Linked DNA regions of Mus musculus: region 1 is linked to region 2. A link is a loop called in an ENCODE intact Hi-C map of the cell type or tissue named here. Cell type or tissue: left cerebral cortex. All regions are shown on one strand.

What was found. Peaks named below come from ENCODE experiments on the same cell type or tissue, not always from the same donor. Only the 100,000 strongest peaks of a DNase experiment are listed, where the experiment ranks them.
Region 1: a loop joins it to region 2, with 2.6 times the contacts of the local background. A loop is called at or near these places in 6 of 42 quality-filtered maps.

Annotation. Positions count from the first base shown.
Region 1 is chr1:63,277,175-63,279,674 of GRCm38, reverse strand. It overlaps Zdbf2 (zinc finger, DBF-type containing 2), which reads right to left. Exons shown (of 7, transcript NM_028673.1): 3 at 1,692-1,744. Among named protein-coding and RNA genes, the nearest start is that of Zdbf2, 5.2 kb to the right of the region's middle. In left cerebral cortex, a CTCF peak has its summit at 1,394; no DNase peak of the experiment used is centred here.
Region 2 is chr1:63,443,857-63,446,356 of GRCm38, reverse strand. It overlaps Adam23 (a disintegrin and metallopeptidase domain 23), which reads right to left and starts at 466. Exons shown (of 26, transcript NM_011780.3): 1 at 1-466. The coding sequence starts at 146. In left cerebral cortex, no CTCF peak of the experiment used is centred here; DNase peaks (open chromatin) are centred at 516 and 1,081; H3K4me3 peaks cover 1,218 bases; H3K27ac peaks cover 1,633 bases.

The sequences.
Region 1 (2,500 bases), 170 kb after region 2:
TATAGCCTGCATAAGTATGGGGAATTTTTCCTACTACTACTATTTTGGAGATATCTTGACCAATAGTTTACTAATTTTTACTCACCTAAAATTGTATGTCTTCCATAATATATCCAAATTCAAAAGCTGAATGCTAAAATCATTCCTCAAATTCTAAATTAGATTTAGAGTAAGGGCCGAGGATTCAGAATTTTAAAGATTCCCCACACTATTTAAAAAGGGGCCCCGAGGAAGTCTTATGCTGCTACCCTGCAATGTGGCTCTTCTATATTTATGCTTGCTTCTAAATGAAACCCCTTGTTGCTTTGCAAAAAATAAAAAGCGCTAGCTCACTCGCTTGCGCTCTCTCTCTCTCTCTCTCTCTCTCTCTCTCTGTGTGTGTGTGTGTGTGTGCCCCTTCCGTGCTTAGTTCTTTATTATTTTCTTAAGTAAATTCACATTTACTCTACTAAAAGAGAGATTGATTTCCTAGATAATTTTGACACACAGCCCATTAATTTGTTGGTAATTCTCATTCTCTCTCTTTCTTCCTCCCTCCCTCCCTCCCTCCCTCCCTCCCTCCCTCCCTCCCTCAGCTATACATACATAGTTGCAGCTATCTTAATAAATTCAATGCAGTGTAGTTGTTGGTTTGTTAAAAGCTGTAAATAGAATTTCAAATAATCTTTTCATGTTTTAATCTAATTATTTAAATATTTGTCTGTTGGAAAATATATAACAGAATCATTCAATGTGTTGTATTTAGAGGGAAAAGTAGAAATGGTCTTCATGTATTATACGGGCTACCTCTTTTCAGCCCCTCCCTCATCCTCAGCTTCTCAAGCAGGGGGATTACAGGCTTGTACAACTAAGCCCAGCTCTGTGACATTAGTACTTCTAAGCAAGAGTATTCGGCAATGTAAAAGATTTAACTATTAAAACCAATGATAAAAATGAAATTACATCCTCAAAACTAAAAATGTGACTAGGAAAGCTTTATCAAGCCGACAGTGCCTCGACATCGCTCCTTGCCTATTATTACTCTGCACTGAGAGCCTTTGCCTTTCTGATTCCCACACTTAGAAATAAATCAATTAAACCAGCACCTGAAATATATGTGACAATTTAACACTGCATCTTTTTCCTCATTAATTTGCCTCATTTATTAATTGGAAACCAGAAAATAAGTCAAAGCTCATAGTTATATTTATACATAAGACAGCTTTTAGGCTAAGTAAATCTTAGAACATAAAACTAAACTTTGAAAATGATAACAACGAATGTTTCAACCACTTCTATCCAATTGAAACCTTCTCTGGATGAAAGGCAGAGTGAGTGCTAGCGCTCCAGCCTGTAAGCTGCAAAGGTACTGCCGCCTGCTGTCTCTGTCTTCATCCACAGGGAGTTACCAACAGGGCAGAAGCACAGCGCTGACAGTTGCCACATTTCACATTCCAGGACCTCACCTAAAACTTCCCAAATCCAATCCCCCTGCGGTAGGAAGACAGCACATATATATTGCAGAATTAAAATAATCAAGCTGATTCTAAGTTGACCCAATTTTTATGAACTAATAAAGTTTTAATTATTAAAAGGATTTATCCAGAGTCTAGAATTATACTGCTTTGCATAAGTCAGTGGGTCTTTTTCTATTGATTTTAAATTCTATTAGAACCTGACTGACTGCTTGTTTTTAAAGTATTGAGCCTTACCTTGAGCAGAAAAGAGCAAGCATCTCATCAGCTGCATTAGTCTTGACAAGCATCTGTAAATTAAAATAAAACAACGTTTTAGACAATAATTCTCACATCTATAGTTGACTATACAAGCAACCCCTAGTCATACTGTCATTTTAAAAGTAACACAATTATTTCCAGTAACAGAAGAAAATATTAAATCTTGAACACAAAGCACATTACATACTACCATTCATTGACTATCACAACATAACCTCCCTAATTAAGTGTTGTGGTGCATGACTGTGGGCCCAGCAAACCCCCATGCCCTTGGAGCTCTGGACTCCAGGAACAACAGCTGTAAAAGAAGATGAGGCACACCCGCGCCTCAGCACAGTAGGAGAAACAAAAACTGCCCAAAACCAAAATAAGCTTCTGGAGAAATCTCAAAGGAAAATACACATGTGAAACCGAGTTTGGGGACAGGACCCAACTCTCAGCTACCATATTAGTTTTATCGAAAAATACTATCACATTTTATTTTCCATCTGTATCAGTGAAGAATTAAGCAAAGTGATGGAGTTTTTAAATTTCTTATAATTATGGGTCAGGTGTTGGCCTGTGCCCAGGACCACTTGTAAAGAAAAATGCCAACACTTAGTTTCAAAAGAACTGATAGGACCATTTCTTACTCAAAGTATATGTTATCAGGCACCTGCCTGGTACAGAAACTCTGTCCTAGGAGCTTTAGGAGACAAACACAAGGTCTCCTGCCACCAAGGAGTGTAAAATGGAACTGGAAAATCAATGCCCAAGTGTGAAGTGGTATCTGAGAACTGACTAAG
Region 2 (2,500 bases):
AGCAGGAGAAGGACGAGGAGCAGGCGGCAGGGCGGCGCGCGGGCCGGCACCGGGCCGGCGGGGCAGCGGCCGGGGCCGCAGGAGGCGCCGGGAAGGCTGCAACCCGTCAGGGTCGGCCGCCGGGAGATGCTGCCGGGCGGCTTCATGGCTCATCGCTCCCGGGCGCCGGTCCGAGTGACCCGCGAGAGAGCCGGGCTGGGCTGCGGGGCGGCTGCGGGCGGAGCCGGTCACGCCGGCTGGGCGCGCATGCTGCGGCCGCGGGCAGGGGTCAGGGGCTGGGGTCTCGGGGACGGCGGCGCGCCGTCCTCTGCTCTTTCCGCCTTTCCGGGAGCGGCCCGCAGAGAGGGGTCCCCGCCGCTCCACCAACTTGGAGCCTCCTCCAGTGGCTGCACCCTCCCAGTGGCGGGCGCGGCCGCACCAGTGACTGCGGGGGTTGCTGCCGGGCCTAAGGATGCTGAGGAGGCGCGCGCAGGAGCGAGCGGCACGGGCACGCGCGGCGCGGGCGCGAGACTCGGGGACGCGCAGCGCGGTACTGCACCCCACCCTCCGGGAGCGCGCCCGAACGGGGTTTCGGGTGCGGATGCTGATGCTCTTGCAGATGCTGATGCTGTAGCCTGCATGGGCCGCGCTGCGCATGCTCGACTGTGGGAGCCCTGGGGGGGGGGGGGGGCAGAGTGATGCAGCATCCCAGGCAGCATCAAAATAGTTGGTGGCACCTCCAAAGACCAGAGGTAGGGGAGAAAGAAGTTTGCAGTCAGGGATGACCCCAAGAGGAAAGTGCAAGGGTTTCCAGGCCTGGGGCAAGCCTGATCTGGCAACAACTTGCCAAGAAAAGCGACCCATCCTCAACACCCACTCCTATACCAACTCTCCAGCGCAAGGAAAACTGAGACTATGCATTTTCCTTCTCAAACCTTTATTTATTTCCTTCCTTCAAATAAAGGGCTGCAGCCAGGGAGGTAAAAATAGCTGTGCTCCTCATAGCAGCGAGTGGGATGACAGTGGGAAGCACTGTGGTGCATCCGCAGGCTGGCGTCTGTGGGCACTGAGCCACTGGGATCCCCTTGCAGGGTCGTGGGTCCTCCCTCCTCGTGCCCATAGGGCTTTGAAGAGAGCTAAATTCAGAAAGTGTGACGGGCCATATTCTGGAATAGAAGAAATACAGAGATTAGAAAGCAACCGTGCAGCTATCTTAGGAAATCTATCGTTTGTCAACCAGCCTTGGGGGTGCGCAGGCATTTCTGAGAACACACTTCTATTTTTGAGATCCAGTCGTATCTTGTGCAGAGAAAGGGGGTATTTTCGCTCAGTGCTGTCAGTTCCCTGGTTTGGGTGGGTTAGCAGCCGCTACTAATTCTGGTGGTTCCTAATTAAAATTTGAGGCCCATTTCTATCACTGGACTCTGGTAACACCAACAGTAACTTATCCACTCTCCCAAGACTGGTCTGAGTAATAACAATGGTGTCTAACTCCATTATTGATATTTAAAATAGAGCTAAGGATATCTACTTGGAAAGGGCTGGGAAGGTTCTAGAAGTGTGTGATTAAAATAACAGTCAAGGCTGTTAGCCACCTTCTGTACCCGAGCTTCACGGAACGAACTTCTGGAGACAGACAAAGATGACAGGCCTGCATGCAGATCTCACACTGCAGAGCGGTTGAGGTGTCAGATATTAATTTTAATCTCTTCTTTCCACATTTGAGCATGAGTATTTATTGGACACATGGATTTAATTAATTAACCAATGTTCGTTCGCATGCACACACACACACACACACTCTCTATGCGAGCAGCAACAGTTTTCATTCACATTGTAACGCTAGGTCCTAACATGCTATCTAAGGACCAGGGAAATCTCTTGGATAATACATGGCCAATGAGTAAGCCAGGAGATTGTCTATAATATACATCCTGAAAAGGGGGTACGGAGACCTCGTAGTGCATGAGGTTAGTGACTTTCCTACTTGCTATCCTTGGCTCTCCATATGCAAATCATTTTTCCCTATCAAAACATGGCAAAAACAGGTGCTGGGGGTGTAGTGTTTACCTATCATGTAAAGGCCCTGAGCACTCCATTCCAGCATCACACAAAAAACTATCTCTCTCTGTGTGTTTGTCTCTCTGTCTGTCTCTGTCCGTCTGTCTGTCTCTCTCTCTCTTTCTTCCCCACCCTCTGTGTGTGTGTGTGTGTGTGTGTGTGTGTGTGTGTGTGTACATGCACTTGCACTCAAGCACACATGAATGTCTGCTATGGCACATGAGGATGTCAAAAGACAACTATATGGAGCGACCCATGGCGCTGGCCACATATGTGGCAGAGGATGGTCTTGTTGGACATCAGTGGGAGGAGAGGCCCTCGAGCCTGAGGATGCTTGATGCCCCAGTGTAGGGGAATGAGAAGGTGGATGTAGGGGAGGTGGGAGGATGGCATTGGGTGGGTGAGGGAGCACCCTCATAGAGGCAGGGGGAGGGAGATAGGGGGTTTCTGAAGGGAAGAC